Linked DNA regions of Homo sapiens: all the other regions are linked to region 2. Evidence: chromatin loops called from intact Hi-C (ENCODE). Cell type or tissue: Caco-2. All regions are shown on one strand.

The links. Hi-C counts contacts between places; a loop is a spot of excess contacts. Peaks named below come from ENCODE experiments on the same cell type or tissue, not always from the same donor. Only the 100,000 strongest peaks of a DNase experiment are listed, where the experiment ranks them.
Region 1: a loop joins it to region 2, with 9 times the contacts of the local background. A loop is called at or near these places in 1 of 110 quality-filtered maps.
Region 3: a loop joins it to region 2, with 4 times the contacts of the local background. A loop is called at or near these places in 1 of 110 quality-filtered maps.

Annotation. Positions count from the first base shown.
Region 1 is chr14:40,754,191-40,762,190 of GRCh38, reverse strand. All of the region lies in intron 2 of LOC105370467 (a long non-coding RNA gene), which reads right to left. Among named protein-coding and RNA genes, the nearest start is that of LINC02315, 200 kb to the left of the region's middle. In Caco-2, no CTCF peak of the experiment used is centred here; a DNase peak (open chromatin) is centred at 4,630.
Region 2 is chr14:40,838,999-40,846,998 of GRCh38, reverse strand. The region is part of intron 5 of LOC105370467 (a long non-coding RNA gene); the gene reads right to left. Among named protein-coding and RNA genes, the nearest start is that of LINC02315, 110 kb to the left of the region's middle. In Caco-2, no CTCF peak of the experiment used is centred here; a DNase peak (open chromatin) is centred at 3,988.
Region 3 is chr14:40,901,504-40,909,503 of GRCh38, reverse strand. No RefSeq gene overlaps it. Among named protein-coding and RNA genes, the nearest start is that of LINC02315, 49 kb to the left of the region's middle. In Caco-2, no CTCF peak of the experiment used is centred here; no DNase peak of the experiment used is centred here.

The DNA of each region.
Region 1 (8,000 bases), 85 kb after region 2:
GAGAAAGAGAGAGATAAAGAGCAAATATTCTACAACGTTAAAAAGTAGAGAATCTGCTTGAAGGATATAGTGGAAATCACTGTGCTCCAGACTTACATGTAACAATGAAGTAAGTACATAGGATATGGCAAAAATCTTCATCTTTGTACCACGTTTAATTCCCAACATTACAAAAATGAAGCTACTGTTAGTGGCTTCCATGTCAAACTCAATAATGTACTTTTCCAAATGTCTGCGTAGAATTACAATACAGCTTTGCTGTATGCCTTGTGCCATATAAGGCACATATTGAGAATTTCTAAGATTATAAAAATAACTGATATTTTTATAAGGTTGAATTTGTTAATAAACAATACATTTTTGAGAGTGTCTAATTCTGTTCTGAATCATCATGTATAGATTGTTATTATCATTATAAGAGTAAAGATAATATGTTCAGAACTCAGCTGATATTCTTGATAATAAAAATGATGTTGATGCTGTATTTATAGCTAAGTTCCCTATTTAAGAACATTTTTTGGGCCGGGCGTGGTGGCTCATGCCTGTAATCCTAGCACTTTGGGAGGCTGAGATGGGCGGATCACAAGGTCAGGAGATGGAGACCATCCTGGCTAACACGATGAAACCCGTCTGTACTAAAAATACAAAAAATTAGCTGGGCGTGGTAGCGGGCACCTGTAATCCCAGCTATTCAGGAGGCTGAGGCAGGAGAATGGCGTGAACCCGGGAGGCGGAGCTTGCAGTGAGCCAAGATCATGCCACTGCACTCCAGCATGGGGGACACAGCGAGATTCCATCTCAAAAAAATAAAATAAAATAAATAAAATGAAATAAAATAAAAACATTTTTGTCCAAAAACTTTAAGTCAATAAATTCACAAAGAGAAATAGAACAAAGTTTTTACTATTCTTGGAGGACATTTTAGGTATTTTCAGTATCTGATGACTTAATGCTATTGATATGACAACCTATAAGTATCATAAAAATGTGGATTTAAAATAAAACAATTGTTTACTGAGAGGTTATATTTAATTTGTGGTTTCAAAGGAATTTTTTTTACCACCTTTGTATGTGTATATACTACCTACTGAAAATTATAACATGAAAACTTATATTTTAAAATATCACATAAAAAGCAAGTACCTAAGGAGATGGTCTTCACCCAAATGTAAAGCCAGCATAATCTTCATTTTGCTTTTATTCTTCTCAACTCAAGGATGCTGATGGAAATATCCTGTCAGAGTAAGTAAGCTTTCCTGCAGGCATCATTAAACACATACAATGAGGCAGTCATTGGTAGGGATCCTGAAGAACCTCTTACTTCTCTGTGATGCTATTTCTCATTTATAGAAAGCATCACTATTATAAAGAGACAGGACTATAATAGCATCACCTAGCTGAAAGAGAGATCCAAGATGGATCACTTTACTTCAATTCCTCTTTTACAAAATATTCTCATAACATCTATAGTGCCACACTTGATATTTTTTAAACTAGGCTGTGACTGCTCCATTGAGTAAATTAGACTAAAAGTATTAAAACATCCATCATTTAAAACATAATCCTAACATAGTTAAAACAATATTCAAGACATATTTTGATGTCAAAGTGATTTTGTCCTTCAGTGATTCCATTCTGTGAGTGTAAATTACAGTACACGTTAAAATAAAAATATATTTTCTTCTAAAATGAATACCAAAAATATCTGTTATCATTGCTCCTCTTAACTAGCTCCTTATTTCATGTATACTTATGCTATTGAATATAATCCTGCTATGGTTATATAACAGGAACTACATGAGTATTACCAATTTAACAGATTAAATTTTCAATTAACACCTCCTGGTAAAGATGGATAAAGGTTTTGTGAAGACTACTGCTTATCAAGTTTGGGGCAAATTGTTTAAGTAAAAGAATGCACAATTACAATATAACACATGTTTAGTACATATTAAACTTTTTAATTTAGAGACCATTCTATGGCAGAAAGAACAATATGTAAAAGACCTGAGAGAATGAAATTTATGTGGGCAAAAGATTAGCCTGGTACTTAAGAAAGGAGGAAGCAGGGCTTGGAAAGATCATTTAGGGCCAGCACTGTATGGTGCAATTTACATTAACATTTCAACAAGATTTGCATTCCAGCTATAACAAATATTAATGGCTTGACCTAATGCAAATTGCTTAACATTCCTGAGACTCAAACTTCTCATTTTTAAAAGAGAAAATTAGAACTAATTCATTGGATTGTGATAGAGATAATAAACATACTGAATGTTAAAACACTTTTTATATTCTGAAAATAATACTTTGTAGATTAGAGGCTTAGGATGTAGAAAGTCAAAGAGAATGAACTCCCACAATGAGAAAAAAGCTATCTAATCTCCAAAATGATAAGTTTTTTTTGAGCTCATGAGAGAGTTGAGGTTTCAAGGCAACTAGTTGAACCAAATTCTAAAGGTGTAAAAACGCCTTTCTTAAGAGACACTCTTTCACCTTTAGAAAAGCATCAGAGAAAGAGGTGATTGCAAGAAAAATGGGTATGAAAAAGCAAGTAAAATTGTAATAAACTTTTAAACAACTAATTTGATCTTGAGTAACAGTTTGGAATCACTGGGAGTCTCAGATATAACTGACGTCCTCATTTATGAATTATTTGTAAGTCTTTACCTGGTACTCAAAGAAAGGACGGGCAGAAGACATAAATGTGCAGCCCCCTTGCTAAAGCGCAGCCCCCTTGCTGGGGTATAGACACAAAACCCTAACTAATTCCAGAACCTTTTCAATCCTATCAAAAGAAGTAAAAGCCTTCTTTCCTCTGAGGCTAGGGCATAAAATCCAATGTAACTACAAAAATAACTAAATGTCTTTCACTTTCAGATAACGTAAGTGACTACATTTATTAATGAAAATGCTGATCCTGTTGTACTAACTTAGTAGGTTACCAATCTATGTTATTGTCAGGCCTCTGAGCCCAAGCTAAGCCATCATATCCCCTGTGACCAGCAAGTATACATCCAGATGGCCTGAAGTAACTGAAGAATCATGAAAGAAGTGAAAATGGCCTGTTCCTGCCTTAACTGATGACATTACCTTGTGAAATTCCTTCTCCTGGTTCATCCTGGCTCAAAAGCTCCCCCACTGAGCACCTTGTGACCCCTGCCCCTGCCCACCAAAGAACAACCCCCTTTGACTAATTTTCCTTTACCTACCCAAATCCTATAAAACGGCCCCACTCCTGTCTCCCTTCCCTGACTCTCTTTTTGTACTCAGCCCACCTGCACCCAGGTGTAATAAATAGCCTCGTTGCTCACACAAAGCCTGTTTGTTGGTCTCTTCACAAGGACGCGAGTGAAAGTTATCTCTTAATTGTTCCTTTTTGCTATAGAATTCACTCTAAATCTGTCTCTGATTTCCCTTATTCTCTTTGGAATTAACCAGAACATATCCAAATCCTGTAATGAACACCTCTCTACTCTTTCTTTCTGAGATGCCAACAGTCATTCAGCTCCACCTCACTGCAACAAATTAAAAATTAAATAAACATAACTTCGTTTACTGAAGCCGTGTTTCTATAGCTTTGGACAGTGGGATGTGGCAGTGTGAATATTAATACAATTTTGTAGGAAATAGAATGTGGCCCTTGGAAGAGCCTTAAATACTCCCACACTGCTCATGCTTTTATGGTAGGCAGAGTGTGCTTCCCCACACTTCAATTTTAGACATGGCTCTGTGACTTGCTTTGGTTGCTATAATATTAATAGATGCAATGTAGGCAGAAACTTGGAAGGTGATTTGGTCTTTCTTTTTGAGCTCCTAGCGTTTCCATGAGAAAAACATATACTGGGTCATTGCTATCATTTGGGCTAAACCACAGAGGCAATAGACCAATGACACACATGGAACAGATTTAGAAGTTGGAGCCAAGCCTAACCGAACTGCATCCTGAAACAAAGTCACACAAGCTGAACTTCAGACCCACAGCCAAAAAATGAGCCTCTCCAACTGACTTGCAAACCTGTAATAGGAAAAATAAAACAATGTAAGAATATGTCACTGAATTGGAGGTAGTTGATACACAGCATTATATGAATATAGCTGATTGATATAGAAATTGGTACCAGAAATGGGATATTGTCAAAGAAAGAAAGAAATCTGAAATATGTAGCATTTGTTGTGGAAACAGGCAGTGGGCAGTAAGAAAACTGTTAGAAAAGTTGGGAAAATTATAACACATATTATGTTGTGATGAAAAAAAATTGGGTAAAATGTCATCTGCAATGACTAAAAGGACAAAAAAGTATCTAAGAAACATTCAGTATGTCAAAGCAAAAATTGCACCAAAGTTAAACAGGCAAGAAGGATCTTCTTCGACATCATTATAATGGGAGAGACAGATTGAACTCAACTCTACTAAATCAAAAAGAGGGAGGGTTTTTATCCTCTAGGGTGAGCTCCTGGAAAAGTACTGGAGGATGTTCAGAAGTTGCAGGGAGGTTGACGAATGAATGTGTACAGAAAATAGACTTGTTTCTGAGTATGCAATGTTTTTCTCTTTGATTATGCTATCTGTGTTTGCTGATTGTGCCTATCAAAGTTAGGCTCCTTCCCTCCCACAGAGATTGGGAGATAGGGGATGCTATCTACTTTGATGTTTTCACTTCAAAGAGATGGTTTTCAGGTCATTGAGAAAGACATTTTTTAGGTTGCAAAATTCGCAACAGGCTGGGAGAGTTACATACATTTCAAAGAGAAAAAGGAAGAATTTACAATAACAAATCTTGTAAAGTAAATCCTAAAAAAAGAGAAAATACCAAGTAAATCCTAGGGAAAGAAATCAGTGGTTGATAGTAAGGAAGACAACTGTCTAAAGGTTAGTCAGGTTGAGAGACTGTTAATGCCATCTTGATCAGGCACTAGGTAACAAAATTCCTGGCAAAATGTTGAAAGTGAAATTAAGTAGCTAGAAGCTGCATTTGATAAGGTACTACCTTCCAACACCTCTTTCAGCTCAACTATCCTCCTGTCATCAATCAGTTGATAGATGCATATAAGAAAACTCAGATCATTTACAGGAAATGTAGAAGCTATATTTTTTGGCCTCTCTCCAGGTAATATATGAAAATATCCAGACACTAAATGTGATGGATACTACTTAATGACAAAACCATGGGCTTGAGCTTATTCTATCTAGATTTGAATTATTTGCTCTGAAACTTTTGTGCTGAGCAAATCTTGGCAATCTTTGGCAGATGACTTAACCTTCTCACTTGTAAGCAGGGACCTGCTTAAAGAAGCAGTTGGGTCTCCAGCCACCTCCTACAGGCAAGTTCTGGCTGGCAACAGGTCAGTATACCCCTGGAATGGATCTTCCAGGGGAAGGAGCAGGCTGACATTTTTGCTGTTTTTCAGATTTCACTGGTGACAGCTCCAGGTATGGGGGAAAGAGAAAGAGGCAACTATGGTCTGGAGAAGACCTCTAGCAAATGACAGCAGCCCAGGAAATGTGGGCTGAGTTCTTAAAGAAAAACAAACAAACAGAAATCAATGAAAATCCCATTCAAAGGTCAGCAACCTCAAAGACTGAAGGTAGATAAGCCCACAAGGATGAGAAAGAATCAACATAAAAACGCTGAAAACTCAAAAAGCCAGAGAGGGTCTTCTCCTCCAAATGACCACAATACCTCTTCAGCAAGGGCACAGAACTGGGCTAAGACTGAGGTGGTTGAATTGACAGAAGTAGGCTTCAGACAGTGGGTAATAAGGGATTTGCTGAGCTAAAGGAGCATGTTGTAACTCAATGGAAAGATCCTAAGAATCATGATAAAACAATACAGGAACTGATAGCCAGAATAGCCAATTTAGAGAGGAAACATAACTGACCTGATGGAGCTGGAAAATACAGTATGAGAACTTCACAATGCAGTCATAGGTATCAATAGCAGAAAGACCAAGTGGAGGAAAGAATCTCACAGCTTGAAGACTCTTTTTGAAATAAAACAGTACAGGAGCTGATAGCCAGAATACCCAGTTTAAAGAGGAAACATAACTGACCTGATGGAGCTGAAAAACACAATAGGAGAATTTCACAATGCAATCACAGGTATCAATAATAGTATGATCAAGTGGAGGAGAGAATCTCACAGCTTGAAGACTCTTTTTGAAATAAAACAGGCAGACAAGAATAGAGAATAAAGAATGAAGAGAAATGAAGAAAACCTTTGAGAAATACAGAATTTATAAAGAAACCAAACCTACCACTGATTAAGGTAACTGACAGAGACAGGGAGAATGGAAACAAGTTGGAAAACATACTTCAGGATATCATCCAGGAGAAATTCCCCAACTCCAAAAGACAGGCCAACTTCCAAATTCAGGGGATGCAGAGAATCCCAGTAAGATATTCCATGAAAAGATCAACCCCAAGACAAATAATCCTCAGATTCTCCAAGACTGAAATGAAATGAAACATGTTAAGCGCAGCCTTGGAGAAAGGCCAGGTCACCTACAAAGGGAAGCCCATCAGACTAACAGCACACCTCTCAGTGGAAACCTTACAAACCAGAAGGGACTGGGGACCAATATTCAACATTCTTAAAGGAAATAATTTCCAATGCAGAATTTCATAGCTGGCTAAACAAGGCTTCATAAGTGAAGGAGAAATAAGATTCTTTTAAGAGAAGCAAATGCTGAGGGTATTCATCACCACCAGGCCTGCCTTCCAAGAGCTCCTGAAGAAAGCACTAAATATGGAAAGGAAAAACCTTTACCAGCCACTACAAAACACTCACTGAAGTACACAGACTGGTGACACCATGAAGCAACCACATAAACAAGTCTGCAAAATAACCAGCTAGCATCGAGATGACAGAATCAAATTTGTACGTAACAATATTAACCTGAAATGCAAATGAGCTAAATGCCCATTAAAAAGACACACAATGGCAAGCTAGATAAAGAGCCAAGACCTACTGGTATGCTGTCTTCAAGAGACCAATCTCACATGCAAAGACACACAAAGGCTCAAAATAAACGCATGGAGGAAAATCTACCAAGCAAATGGAAAACAGAAAAAAGGAGGGATCACAATCCCAGTTTCTAACAAAACAAACATTAAGCTAACAAAGGTTTTTTAAAAAGACAGAATGTCCCCCAAGACTGAACCAGGAAGAAATTGAATCCCTAAATAGACCAACAACAAGTTTGGAAATTGAGGCGGTAATAAATAGCCTACCAATCAAAAAAGCCCAAGACCAGTTGGATTCACAGCCAAATTTTACCAGAGGTAGAAAGAAGAGCTGGTATCATTTCCACTGAAACTATTTCAAACATTTGAAAAGGAGAGACTTCTCCCTAACTCATTCTATGAGACCAGCATTATCCTGATACCAAAACCTGGCAGAGACACAACAAAAAAGAAAGCTTCAGGCCAATAACCTTGATGAACAATGATGCAAAAATCCTCAATACAATACTGGCAAACTGAATCCAGCAGCACATACAAAATTTTATTCAACACAATCAAGTTGGCTTCATCCCTGGGATGCAAGGTTGGTTCAACATATGCGAATCAATAAATATGGTTCATCACATAAACATAACTAAAGACAAAAACCACAGGATTATCTCAATAGATGCAGAAAAGGCTTTTGATAAAATTCAACATCCATTCATGTTAAAAACTTTCAATAAACTAAGTATTGAAGGAACATACTTTGAAATAATAAGAGTCACATATGACAGAACCACAGCCAATATAATACTGAATGCACAAAAGCTATAAGCACTCCCCTTGAAAACCAGCACAAGGCAAGAATGCACTCTCTTACCACTCTTATTCAACATAATATTGAAAGTTCTGGTCAGGGCAATCAAGTAAGAGAAAGAAACAATGGGTATTTAAAGAGGAAGAGAGAAAGTCAAATTATCTTTGTTTGCAGATGACATTATCCTATATCTAGAAAACCCCATTGTCTCAGCCCAAAAGCTTCTTAAGCTGA
Region 2 (8,000 bases):
TCTCCTTCTTTTAAATTAGGATGGGTGCATCTACTTTTTCTCTCTGAATTTTGTGATTTCTTCTACTGTTACCAGCTAGAGAAAACTCTGTGTTATTAATGGTATCCATGGCTGGGAGCAGTGGCTCAGCCTATAATCCCAACACATTGGGAGGCTGATGTGAGCAGATCGCTTGAGCCCAGGAGTTGGAGACCAGCCTGGGCAACACGGCAAAATTCCATCTCTACAAAAAAGTACAAAAATTAGTCTGATGTGCTGTTGATTAAATTAAATATACCTACATAAACTCCCAATATTTACATTCACTGTGCTATGTAATATAAGGTAATAATGGGAATGATAACATACCAGCTATTACAGGGGGATTTTTTATGTGATCCATTATAGGAATTTTACTTACTGTCATTGGTAATTCTAAATATATATTGTTCAAAACAATCTAATTCACTGGGAGGTTGAAATTTGAGAAGAAACCTTCACATTTTAGTTCACTTTAGGAAAGTTAAAGTCAGGTAGGAACATTTTCCATAGGACAGGAAATTAAGCACAATCATATAGACTACACATACAGCATTCTGTTAAACATAGTGGAGTTACAATCTGTATTTCAGATGCAGATTTGGTTTCCCTTGAGTCTGTATGTGGTCAGGGCCAGCTACATAATTTGTTAGGTGATCTACGTTCAAAAAGCAGAAACCACCCAGCCATCCCATTATTGCGTATATACCCAAAGGAATGTAAATCATGCTACTATAAAGACACATGCACACGTATGTTTATTGCGGCACTACTCACAATAGCAAAGACTTGGAACCAACCCAAATGTCCAACAATGATAGACTGGATTAAGAAAATGTGGCACATATACACCATGGAATACTATGCAGCCATAAAAAATGATGAGTTCATGTCCTTTGTAGGAACATGGATGAAGCTGGAAACCATCATTCTCAGCAAACTATCGCAAGGACAAAAAACCAAACACGGCATGTTCTCACTCATAGGTGGGAATTGAACAATGAGAACACTTGGACACAGGAAGGGGAACATCACACACTGGGGACTGTTCTGGGGTGGGGGGAGGGGGAGAGATAGCATTAGGAGATACGCCTAACGTAAATGACGAGTTAATGGGTGCAGCACACCAACATGGCACATGTATACATATGTAAAAACCTGCACGTTGTGCACGTGTACCCTAGTACTTAAAGTATAATAAAATATATATATATAAATAAAAGCAGAAACCAAGTGTATTTAACTGTACCAAAATATAAAGCTTTATTCCTTCCACTGTATTTTCTCTTTCAATTTGCCAATGTCATTTATGTTTGCTCTATAATGTTGTTCTAAGTAAAGAACAATTAAAATGCTAAATTGTTAACATGAGTATTACTCCTTACCTCTATTTTGTGCAACACTAATTTCAAATGCAAACATAAGATCATATATCCCATGTGTCAAATTATTAAAATTATTCTAGAATAAATTTATACTGCATAACTCACGCATGCATCTGTGTACATTTCATACCAGAACAGCAGAAATACTGACCCAACTAACTCAACTCTTTTTACTTTCTGATGTGTATGTATTCTACTAGTTCTCTCTGGCTTTGGTTTACTGTTGAGTAAGGCAGGAGTTATAAGAAAAGAAATTATAGGTTCCCTTCTCTTTCTCTTTGTTTCTGATTACCTATGTCAGTAACATGAGTAAGAAAGCTTGCTATAGTGTTCCTTGGTTGTATGTATTCCTGGAACACCAATGTCTTCCTTGTGAATGAAGCAAGCCCTAGTTCAAACAAAAACTGTAGTCATCCAGTGGTGAAAAAAGATATCCTTGCCTTGTTCTTGATATTAAAAGGAAAAAACTCAGACTTAATTATTGAGTACCATATTGACATATCAAAAGGATGTGACATTTTACATTTTTTTCAGTAATATAAAAAGTTTTACAATTTAACACTATTTTTCTCCCTTTTTATCTTTTTCACTTTGAAGTATTTTTGGTTCATTTCCTATATCTTCTTGTTGACAGTGACTGTTTCATGAACATTTCCTTTTGGTAAACCTAGGATATACTCTCCACAGTCTTGCCTAATCAAAAATATCTATTTTCCACACTAACCATGAAAATATGTCTTTACCAGGTATAGTATTATTATGTTCCTCTCCTCAAATTTCTGTCACAATAGTATGTAGATAATATTCAAAAGTCTTCAGGCTTCAAGGGTTTCAATACATTAGGGAGTGATATCTAATATCTTTTACCTTCTTTTTAACTTATTCTTTTACTTAGAAAATGTGATATTCTCTCTTTATCCTTGGAATTATTTTTATTTTCAAAAACTACATGAAACTTTCAAACTTAGGAATGAATCCTTCTTTAGATAAATATATATACACACACACATATATAAATCCTTCTTTATATGTGTATGTATATATTAATTCTTCTTTATATGTATATATATAATCCTTTAGATAAATATACATATATACATATTATTGAGTACCATATTGTCATATCAAAAGCATGTGACATTTTATATCTCTTTCAGTAATATAAAAATATAAATATTTATATATACACATATATATACCCACATATATGTGTATATATATATACACACACGTATATATACATATATATATGTATATATACGTGTGTGTATATATATATACTTTTTTTTTTTTTTTTTGAGACAGAGTCTCTCTCTGTCACCAGGCCAAATTGCAGTGGTACAATTTTGACTCACTACAACCTCCGCCTCCCGAGTTCAAGCGATTCTCCTGACTCAGCCTCCTGAGTAGCTGGGACTATAGGCGCACGCCCCCATGCCCAAGTAATTTTTGTATTTTTACTAGAGACGGGGTTTCCCCGTGTTGGCCAGGATGGTCACGATCTCTTGACCTCATGATCCCCCCGCCTCAGCCTCTCAAAGTGCTGAGATGACAGGCGTGAGCCACTGTGCCGGGCCAAAAATATTTTTTCGATTAATTCATTTTTCACATATTATTTTTATTTACATCACTTATACACTTGTTAGGTTTCCCATATTTTCCTATTAGATTCCTAAGATTTCCTTCATGTTTGTCTTCTTTTTCTAGATTTTCTTTTTATTTCAGCAAAATTCTTTCAGTTAGTATTCTACTCCACTATTTCAGATCATTAACTGCAATAAAGCATTGAATGCTAGATCCTTAAATGTAACATCAATTTATTCATTCTGTTTTTTTCTTGAGAAATCATGTAGTCAGCTGCCTTCTTATAGCAGCTCTACTTTATAGATTTTGTACAACATTTTCTTGTATTATCTTTCTCTATTGTTTTTCAGGGCCCTGCGAGAAAGCTTTTGTTTGTTTAATTATTCATGTATTCACTTATACATCAGGACTCAGGTCTTTATGATGAATCTTCATTGATGTCTGCAGTCCTGTAAGTAGAGAAAATAGATTAGTCTTCCCTACTGTGAGCCACCTGTCTAGAGTGGAAAGTCCTCCAGTCTCTTGCTGAAGCCTTCGTAGTAAACTTCATTTTCTCTAGTCACTGTATTCTCCAACATTCAGTGACAACAAAGATTCAGCATACCCAATCAGCTATTTCCGTTAAGTGTGCTTCCAAGGGGATCAAAGACAGTTATTTGTGACTGTCAAAGCAGAAATTGCACCAGACAAAGTTAAAAATGTAAAGAATACTTTAAGACTTTTGCAACAAAGGAGAGAGAAAAGAACACAAATTTGAACTGAATTTCATTGAAACAAAGGGCAGAGTATTTAAGTGCTAGAGTGAGCCATGGTAGGTCATCTTTTTGCTATTTGGATTTACCCAAAGGAAAATTAAAATTCCTTATGTCTTCTTTACAGAAGGTCATTTTACTTCTTTGAGTAAGGTGCCTATTTAAGTTAGCCTCCTACTCTTCCACAAAGACTGGAAGACAGACAGGGCTTCTTCTCTCTTTGTAGATGATTACACTTCAAAGGGATGGCTCCTAGGTGCTTGTGAAAGCAGCACTGGGTTGTAAAACTGATAAGAAACTTTTAGATAGGTTTACATCTTAAGATGACAGAGAAAGAATGTTCAATTAAAGTAAATGCTCTACAGAAAGGGAGGGAAGCAACCTCTGTAGTTAGATTTTCTTGATTCTGTAAGAGCCTTGGTTAGAGATACCAGGTGTCTAGAGGACGGAAGAAGCCTGTCTAAAGTTTAGTCAAGCTGAGGGAAATGTAGAGACCACCTTGGTCAAGACTAAATTCTTATCTCATATTGAATAAGCATTTAAGGAGAGGCAGATATTTGTAGTAAGGAATGAAGAAGATAGAAGCCAGACTCAGAGTGCCATTTGCTAACAATCCTGAGTATTCACTCAGCCAGCAGTCTCATCATCTTTTTTATAAGAAACCAAAGGAAATTGTTAGATACATGAATGTATTAAGTGCTACATATAAACTATTGTTGAAATAAGAGAATATTTATTTTTCCAGTGGCCACATATCTAAATGTAATGTCAAAGTAATCTTACATGATAAATGCTTTTACTAATCCAGATACAATTATCTATTAAAATGTCAGTATAGTCAAATGACTATATTTTTAACAATTCATGGTATTTACCTGTGTGTTTGGAAGACAGAATTTTTACTTTCTAAGGTTAAGTTAACATTTTTTATTACAAAGCAGTAGCTTAATTAAGGATACATCTTATTTTTGTTAACTCCCTAATATAAGAGAGAGATTATATGTGTTTGATAATATCCTGTTCTTTACTCAAGTGACTATCCTACTATGCACATAATTTTAATATATAATCTAAGGAAATGACATTTTTAGATCTATGCTAAATTGTGCAATTATTAAATTATACAGATGGTATTACTCAGAATAAGACAAAATTCTTGTTACGGTAAAAATGCTGACTTACTCAAAAATGCTAATGTCCAATTGTTAAAAGCTTCCTCTGAGAATAACTTTCATGTAAAATTAACTGTTCTAACAAGATTTGACATAAATGAAACCTGCAAGTGAATGAATAATTTATAGGTACAGTACTGAATGCCAGAAGATTCCTGGATAGATTTGCTTAATCTGAAATACCAGAATATGTTTCCTACAGAAAAATTAATCTTTAATCTCTAACAAATAACTTTTACCTCTATTATATGAGTGCATTTATCATATTCATTTGTTCACCCCTTCTTCACTTTATAGTTATAGCCAAATTTTAAGAAGGATATATTTCATATTTGAAAGCATTGGATTACTTTGTTGTGTTAATTGGAAGGTTGGGTAAAAATAGATGAAGAAGCATGAATGATCAGGTTTACTGAAAGGAAAATGGCTTTAACAATATTTAAAGTGATTAAATTTTATAATGAAATCCTCAGTGATCCACTGTGGGAGAAAATATGTAGCTAGCTTTTATGATCTGAACAGAGAGAATAAACAAAAAATAGAACACTTTATTTAAAAATTTTTCCTGAAGTTAATTTGTTAATTAAAAAAAATCCTTTTGGAAAATATAGAAAGTAAAAGACAAATAAAAAATTATAATATTTTAGCCTAATTTAATAAAAATCAAGATAAGAGAAGACATATATGAGGCCTTATTTTATGTAGTCTTACTTCAAAGATGAAAAATGTGTATTCTGTGTTGCTAAATTATAACAAATCAACTCTCGTTGTGAAGAGAAGTTTTATAAATTAATGAAAAGACATGGCTCTGATAGAGAATTGGGTACAACTTGCCTTATTATATGGGTATTTCTAACTGGAAAGGATTGTAGTCATTTCATAGAAGAAGCAGCTGTGGCAGACACTTCTCACCAAATATGGTGGTAAACAAGACAATGCTATTTTGAGTAACTCATCAAACAAATGGCAATTTTCATCCATGTGATACCTCATAATTTCTAGTACTTTCCTAGTATTTACATTTACAGAAAGTTCTATTTAAATAAACTTCGAGTTTCTTTTCAAACTTCATTCTTGGGAAATTAAATATTTTATGTATAAGATGGTCATCAGAGACAGCAATACTTATTTCAAAACTGCCAAGGACTCCACATGAATTAATAGCATTACATATTTATGAACTAAATATAATATTTACATAGGCCAAGAAGATTTCTATTCACTTAATTATAATTTGATAACTCTTTTGAATAAACTTGGCAACAGTGGCAAACCCAATAGACTATATTAGCATTTTACAAATGAATTACAAATTATAAAATAGAAAATTATTTCTGGTGACTTTAGGGTAATAATCAGGAGCCCATGTGCCTGAAAACAGCAATAAGTAGAATGTCTTACTGGTTGTTATATACATACATAAAATAAATTATTTTATAAACCATGCTTCATATTATTGTTAAGCTGTGACACAATTTGCCATCACATCATTCATTTGGATACATTTTAAATATTGGTGATTAGGAAAGCATTAATTTGTGTGACAGTTTATAAATTTGAATGCTTACTTTATAATCTGTAAATATTCACACTTTGTAAAAATTTATAAGAAATTAGTAATCCATTACAGCCAAATAATTATGAGGTAAGCAAATACGGGACATAGTCACATAGCAGTTTTTAAATATAGCTGACCCTGAGCAACTTAGGAGTTAGAAGCACCAACCTCCCATGCATTTGAAAATTCTTGTGTAACTTTTGACTCCCCCAAAAACATAACTACTAATATTCTACTATTGACTAGAACCCTTACCAATAACATAAAATGTTGGTTAACATATATTTTGTAAGTTATATATGTATTATGTATATTATATACTGTTTTCTTACAATAAAATAAGCTAGAGAAAGAAAATGGTATTAAGAAAATTGTGGCCGGGCACGGTGGCTCACGCCTGTAATCCCAGCACTTTGGGAGGCTGAGGTGGACGGATCACGAGGTCAGGAGATCGAGACCATCCTGGCTAACACGGTGAAACACCATCTCTACTAAAAATACAAAAAAAAATTAGCCGGGCGTGGTGGTGGGCACCTGTGGTCCCAGCTACTCGGGAGGCTGAGGCAGGAGAATGGTGTGAACCCGGGAGGTGGACCTTGCAGTGAGCTGAGATTGCGCCACTGCACTGCAGCCTGGGCGACAGAGCGAGACTCCATCTCAAAAAAAAAGAAAGAAAATTGTAAGGAAGAGAAAATATATTTACTATTGATTAAATGTAAGTGGATCATCATAAATGTCTTTATCATCATTATCTTCATTTTGAGTAGGCTGAGAAGAAGGAGGAGGAGGGGCTGGTCTTTCAGTCTCAAGGGTGGCAAAGGCAGAAGTGGAGGAGTTGGAAGGGAAAGCAGGAGAGGCAGGCACATTTGGTATAATTTTACATAAATTACATCATAATTTCTGTCTGACATTTTTTATTTTTCATTTTTCTGAATATATGCATATATGGTACCAATCCTTCTTCTACCATTTGCTTTAGTTTCAGTGCCCATATTATAGAAGAGTCGATCTTGTAAAAGAAGTCAAAAGCAGTCTTGAATATTGGAACAATTCTGTCAGATTGTCGAATGTCAATTTGTTTTCTGGCACTGCTTCTTGGGAGGTCTTCTTCGTCATTTTCTGGCACTGGCTTGGAAGCACTCATCTCCATCAAGTCACAGTTGGTTAATTCCTCAGATGTGGTGTCTATTAACTCTTGAATTTCTCCAAGATTCATAACTTGAAACCCTTCTTCCCCCACTGTTGTGGCCATATATGCAATTTCTTTCTGATTCCCTTGATTGTCTCTGTCATACATCCTGATCTGAACCCAGTTTTCTCCATCAGAAATTTACTGTTTCAGGCCTGACAGCTTTCATTGCCTTTTAAATGATGGCACCTTCAATTGTGTAATTCATTCATATTTTCATGATGTTTTTCTCTATTAGAGTTCTCTTCCATAGCATTGATAGTTCCTTCCATAGAGTACTGTGCATAATGAGCCTTACTCATCTTCATGACCCCCGATCTAGTGGCTTAATTAGAGACATTT
Region 3 (8,000 bases), 63 kb before region 2:
CATTTCCAAAATTCACATTCATAGTTAATAAAATATTTCTATGGGACTTTAAGGCAATGTAATCCCAGTGATAATATCCAATTTAAAAGCAAATTAATATATATTTTGGGTGGTTAATGATTTCTAAGCATGGACAAATCAAAAGAATTCAGCTACTCTTTTAGTACCTAAGAAATAATTCTGGGAATTGCCTTAAAAATAATTGTTTTTACTCTCATTTCTCTTCAGATCACATTTTAAAAAATATTTTCAATTACATAGTGGACAGAACAAAAGAACCTTAGCTTCCTTTCCAACTTGCACTAAAGTGACAGAAAAAGAATTTTTAAAGCACAAATACATAAGTACAAAAAAATCCAAGAGATACGATGGTTGTCACAAATTTTGAAATGTATAAACTAAAGGGTAAGTAGAAGCTTACTGATCAGAACCAGAAAATGATTTCTAAAAAGGATTGTAATATTTACCAAATGCCAGTACAAGATGGCCAGTTAAATTTAATCTCAGATAAAGAATACTTCTTTTATAATAAGTACATTCAAATTTACCTGGGAGTCCTGTATCTTATTTGGCAGCTGGAATTCTAATTACTCAATGGAGGAAACTGGAAAGCAATATGAGAAAACATAAAACATAAAAATATTCAGGAATATTTGACAATGGGTACCTCTAGATGTAGAATTTAGGCGGGACACAAAAAGAAATCATAGGCTGAAAGATCTTATGAGCAATTACACACTTAGTACTCTTAGTACAATCAGTGGAAGACTGCAGAATTGGCTTCTGGTGGGAGTAAAACAAAAGGCACACAGTATTTAGAAAATTAAGACCCATTTGAAGAGAAATACCACAGTAAAAACTAGGCATACATTAAATGAGTTCTGAAACCACCAGCGCTCTTCCCAACTTTACTCCCAGAATACTGGCAGCAAAGTTTATCCTCTCTATCTGGAGATTGAACGTGGCTTCATTACGAACTATAAACACAGGAAAAATGACCTGTAGATAATGATAGGGAATTCTAAAATGAAATAGCCCATCCATATCATCCTACATTGATGGCCAGAGGAGATAGCCATACACAAATGGACAAAGACTACCAGCAGAGTCTAGTATTGCCTTTATTTCTAAGTGGACAATCAAGCACAGCCAGACATCTAAAGGAATTGTCTAAGAAGAAATACTGAGATTAAAACATACAAATTATAGCAACTTGGAGGAATAAGAAACTGTGTAAGGGGAGGACAATTCCAAAATTTCTCCATAAGTAAGGAATATATTATGTCCATGAAAAAAGAACAAAAGTGTTCTGGTAACAATACTGGCAACAAAAGTCAATGGAACAGTACTTCAAAAGGCTTAGGAAGAAAATATTTTTTCACTTAGAATTCTATATCTAATCTAATTACGATGTTAGTATGAAAGAAAATTAAGGTTTTTCAGACATGCAAGATTTTAACAGGCTGGGCGTGGTGGCTCACACATGTAATCCCAGCACTTTGGGAGGCTGAGGTGGGTGGATCACTTGAGGTCAGGAGTTAGAGACCAGGCTGGCCAACATGGTGAAACCCCGTCTCTACTGAAATACAACAAGTAGCTGGGCGTGGTGGCAGGCACCTGTAATCCCAGCTACTAGAGAGGCTGAGGCAGGAGAATAGCTTGGACTCCAGAGGCAGAGGTTCGAGTGAGTGGAGATCACGCCACTGCACTCCAACCTGAGCTACAGAGCAAGACTCCGTCTCAAAAAAAAAAAAAAAAAAAAAAGAAAAAAGAAAAAAAAAAGAGAGAGAGAGAGATTTTAAATGGATGTTGCCTTCAATCTCCACCTCTCTCCTTTTTCAGGAAATTACTAGAGTTGATATTCCTCTAAGATGACGTAATAAAACAAGAAGGAAGACTTGGAATCCAAAAGCAGTCAATTCAATCACAAGAGAAGAAAAGGAAATACTCTGTAAAATGGTTATGGAAAGTTTCTAAATGACAGCTATGCAGCAAACCTTTAGAGCAACCTCTCCATAGTAGGTATGACTTTAGACTTTAGAAAGATATGACCTTAGAAAGATAAGATCAATTGATCATCATCAATACTTGATTAGTTTGAATGTATTGAGAAGAAATATACAGACAATTAGGGCATTGTTTGGAGATAAATTAGTTATAAGAATAGAGAAAATAAAACTAATAATAAGACACCAAATAATTGTATTAACCCAAAGGAAAATTAAAAGTTAAAAAAAGAAATCACAAATAATGTATTGACTATCTGTGAGCCACATTTACCTAGTTATAAAAATGAAGATAATGAATACTGATTTACCCAAAGATGTGTAGGGGTGCGTGTGTGTGTGTGTGTGTATTACACATAAATATGCATGAATATATATATATATATATATATATATATAGATTATGGGAAACAGAAAACTTACATGTATACGATGGTAAATGGACAGAGGCAGTAAAAGTTTACTAAATACTAATTTCCCAAGGTAGGTAGTCAATAATCAATGCCAGAAGCTGAAAATATAAGAAATGTCATATATATTTCTTAGATATATGAACACAAATATGGAAGTAAGCAGCTTAAATAATTGAATTTGATCATTTTTGGTAATAGAGAAATGGTACCTAGTGCTGGGAGGAGGATGAGCTACAGAATATAGTAGACTATATACAATGCAATTTTATCTTCTAGATGTTCTGAGCTATTTTCCAACTAAGACGTCTCTTTAACCTGTAACAGTTAACTACTTTAAGGTGGAGCTTTTAAGAGTATGTTTTCAGAATCTAAGTGAAAATGTCAGGTTAATTTTTTGCTAACTATATGGTCCTTAAAAATCTACTTCATGATTCTACAACCATTGTTATTATTGTGATTGTTATTTAACCTGCAAAACAGGGATAGTCCATCTTGCATCACTACTGTAAGCAGCGAGTGAGATTATTCACTTAAAAACACTGTGTAAAGTGGTTGCATAATAGACGCTCAATTGATTCTGGTAAGTATTACATTTATTATCATGGATCTGTTTGCTGGTGGGTTTTTTCCCTCAGACGAATAATTAATACCTGCTACACTGCTTTTTATTAGAATATCACTTGGGGGAAATTTGTAATTCTTATGATAGTTTCCAAACCTAGTTTAACATATACCCTTCTAAATGAGAATCATTTTTTTAAAAATCACTTAATTTCAGCTGATTATGGTTAAATAAAAGCCATTTACAAATGTCTATTTAAACATCTTCAGAAAGGATTAAATCAGCCAATGTTGCTAAAATCTAGGACAACAGATTTGCAACAATCTAGGATGAGTTACCCTTAATTTTGGGTCTGGATTGAAATTGTCAATGGCTGTGCATGTTCTTCCACCAAAAACAGAAAGAGGCTGCTCTCAGGAGATTAAACAAAGTACCTTTTTTTCTCTTCACTACTTTCTGATCAGTTTGTTTATAAATGCAAGTATTGTACCAATGAGAAACTTAAGCGATTCCTCTTCTGTGTGGGTAGTCTTTTCAAAGGAATTCACTTTCTTTCTTTTTTACATGTGATATCACAAACTGCACATTTCTGAAAACAATTGGAGAGAAAATGGAAGTGGAGTTTGCCTGGGAATAGACAATTGCATTACAAAATGGAAAATATTACTGAAACTTTAAGAACAGATTATGTAAATATATTTTAACATATCAATACATGTCATAATTTGAAACAATGCATTAATAGATAATATTAATTTCAGCATATATTGACACCTCAAGTAATTTATTACTGATATGAAACTTATGTCAATAGCCAAAAGACTGAAATTTCAATCTGACTGCTTGTATTACTATCAAAACTTTTGTTAGTCTTGCTTTGTTCTGTAATAATTAATTGCACAGGATGGAACCATAAACATGGCAATAATAAATTATTTTTTCAGGAAACAAAAAAATAATGAAAATGTGTGCCAACATCTTCACACTCTAAAATGTGTCATTAATGGTTAGATAATACACATAATCATTTTTATTGATAAATGACAAAATTCCCTTTTTATCATGTGATCAATGTGATAAGCACAGTTTGATGCAAAGCCAATTTTAATTAAAACTGAAAAAATAATAAATTATTTCATTAATACAAAATTAGAATGGCACAGCATTCATTAGTACTTTCTCAGCATATTTTGGCATACAAAAGAAATTCAGATTGTCACACATTTCTATAGTTATGCTTTGGAATAAACAAGGATATTTTATGATTACTATTCCGAGGGTGTTTCTTGCTGCCAGTTACATGTGCAATCCAGGAAACAGCATAAACATGTATTACTTTTTTCATGTAGGAAATGGAAGCTATTTATTAGTTCTTGTTTAAGCAGTCCAATCCTTTCTGTCAAAGTGCCAAAATAAAGTCCCTTGGATTCATGGTAACGAATCCTGTAACAAAAAATATCTAAAAGGGCATTAAAAACTAAAGAGAAATTGCATCTTATCTAAGAAATTCAAAAAGTGACAGGGCACATAATGCTAAGGAAATGGCAGAACCAATCTATTTGTCAGTGTTTCCCTTCTGTCTTGTGCTGCCTTTTATGTTAGAAATGCAAGAACAGCTGTGGGTGGAGGGCATTGTGTGCCCATCATTATGCCATTTGATAATTTTTGTAAAATTGATTTACTTCTTCCTGGGGCATTCATTTTCAGCCTCAGCCACCTGTATTTATATAAGCAGCTAAGTATGTAGAACTTATCTAATCAAACTTTTGCTAGTATAAGGATTAAGTTTTGTCTTTTGAAATTTGCCCTTTGCAGAATGTAGTTCCTGCCTTTAAGAAACCAGAATGTAAATTTCAACTTTGTAGCCATCATGAAATGCAAACTCTTTCAATGCTGAATATTTTCAGTTACATGAAGAATAAACAGTCAAATACTTTACCAAAAACATGTCAGTTGTTTTTAATAGTCCCTTATGTGTATGCCATGAAAATCATTCATATTCTAAAGTGCCTTACATACAGAAACTCCTCATGGTAAAATAAAAGGCTATAAGGAAAATAATAAAACATTGATCAGTTTATAGTTTATTTCTTGATTTACTTTTCTGATTATGGATGCCAAGAGGCAAGTGTGGAATGATTCTAGAACAGTAAAACAGAACAATCTAAATCAGTAGTTGCTCTAACGTATGGCAAAAGTATAAGCTTAAAAATAATTTCTATTTTGAGCCAAAAGGTGTTATTATGCATGATGCCCTCTATAAAAAGGTAACTTTCTGGAAATTATGTGTATTCCTATGAAAAAATTTCCCATTAGTAAGGTGTTAAGATGATTTCTACTCTTCTTTAACCTTCAACTATCAAGTGTATCAAAATTTTACTGAGAGAATGTCATACACATTATACTCCGAAAAGTAGTAGAGGACAATGCTGAGGAGGAAACTAATTTCCCACATTCAAAGGGTTCCAAAGTAATATCTGTACTTAGTTTTAAGCAAAGAAAGGAATATATTAGCAGAAAGACCTGTATTATATGTCTATGTTGTCTTTTCTGCTGAGCAGTCTGTAACTCATTAAACTGTAGTGCTTTCTGTTTTCTGTTTTTTCCATCAACCCTTCTTGAGGCAAAGCTTTGCTTATTTTGGCTTGAATGTATGTTCTTGTTCCTTTTCTCTATTTAATTGAACTTTCCAGGACAAAGCTAGTATTTCTGAGTAAAATGTGTGACTTAGAATAAATGATAAACCCTTTAAACAAACCCACTTATAAGACATAATTATTGTCCTATAGTAATTTTCTGTAAACACAATTTTTACTGAATGCTTTTTGCATGTGAGGCTCTAGTCTAGGTTCTAGTAGTTCAGCAAAGAATAAAACATACTCTCAGTGGGTTAGTCAGTGTATGTCACCTCTGGGCTATCTCAGAAATAAGTTGGTTTTCTAGAAACTTGTGTGACCATAATTTTATTTTATTTTTTTATTTTTTATTTTTATTTATTTATTTTTTCTGAGACTGAGTCTTGCTCTGTCACCCAGGCTGGAGTGCAATGGCACGATCTCAGCTTACTGCAGCCTCCAGGTTCCAGCAGTTCTCATGCTTCAGCCTCCTGAGTAACTGGGATTACAGGCATGAGCCACCAAACCTGGCTAATTTTTGTATTCTTAGTAGAGATGGGGTCTGGCCATGTTGGCCAGGTTGGTCTCGAACTCCTAATGTCAGGCGATCCACCCGCCTTGGTCTCCCAAAGAGCTGGGATTACAGACATGAGCCACCACACTCAGCCTCAGAATTCTTTATTATAGATTCACATATTAAATCACATATTATCTTGATAAAATCATTTGGACTTCTGTAACGTTAAGTAAAGTTTGGTTTTTATCAATATGAGTTTTTATACCTGATATTTATTTGCTGGCTTAGCTATGGTAAAGGACTGTGATGTTTTATATTTCATTGTTTTCTGATGGAATTTATGGAGCTCTTTTCAAAGTTCACTTTGGGAATGATTCACATGCAAAACTTGATGAAGCAGCATATTATTTGCCATGTTTATCTTCTCAATTATAGAGAGAAATGTTCCACATAACAATTCTGAACAGTTTGTATTAATGTGAGTATAGCTTTTCAAAGCAGTGTCTTCTATCAGGTTATCATTCATGTGGCTTGATTTGCATTATCAACAGCTAAGAGGAATTGGAAGACAAACAATCTATGGCCAATATATCATAAGCTTGATTTACAAAATTTCCACAGGCAAGTCTGTTTGCTGGACAGCAAATTAGCAACATGGGCAAGATGTAATTTACAACTCCTTTCAAGCAATGTAGAGACAAAATGTTTAATCATCTATTAATGAATGCCTAATTAATTGTCTGAAATGCTCTAGAGTGAATAAAGAGTAACAGCTTTCTTAAAAAGACACAGTATCAAGTAATTAGCAATATACAAATGGTACTCTTGCAGATTCACATTTGTACCTAATGTCTTCCAATCTCTATGTAATAATGCTGACACTTAATGCATCATCAATTGACTTTCCTTTTTTACTAACTGAAATATATATATATATTTCAATTAAGGTTAGACACAAATTTTAATTAGATATCATTAAAATGGATAAATTTTTCCTGTCATTTCTGTCTCAGATAATGATGTTTATTATAGAAAAATGTCAGGACAGATTAATATGTGACTGTGGAGAAAAATATTATCATACATAAGGTAGCACATATTTATGCAAAATATGCATAACTTCCTTGATTCAATAAATAATAAAACATCAATATTAAATTAGAAAATGCTCCTTTAAGATATACGTTTTCAAAACATTCATTTTACAAGATTTGGTTAAGTTTATCAGAAAAAATAGATGAGGAAATAATTGAGAAACTTGTTCAAGTTGACAAGCTAAAAAAATGTATAGTAGATTAAGATCAGCAAACATGTTACCAAATTTTCTTCATTCAAGCAGATAACATGGTGTCTATCTGAGAACCTTATATAGGTTCTTTAGGTTTTCCCAGGCTTCACCTTCTTCATCTGTAAAACTGAGTAGCTTGATCAGATATTTTTTCAGGCCCATCTCGTAGTCTAAAAGTCTATCTTTATTCTTATCTTTAGAGAAATTGTTGCTCCTTAGTGTCCACATTATCACGATGCTTGATGCTTGTTATTTGAAACAGGGAAGGTATGATTCCTGAAATAAGGAAAAAGTATAGTAAGCTATTATGTTATAATTTCAAACAAATTTTAAACGAAATATTGAAGTTGTCTACAATACCCAGAGGGAAACTTTTTGAGCTGATTGAGTTTATCCATGGTCTTGAAAAAACAATAGGGTCTAGGTAGACAAAAGAGTGGTCAATGTGAATATTACCAGATAAATTAACAGATGTAGTCAAACTAAAGATCTCAGAGAAGGAAATTATCTAGGATTATCCAAGCGTGTCCTAAGTGCCATTTCTAAGTGTCCTTAGAAAAGAGATGTGAAAGGAGATGAGACACACAGGTCCTGCAAAG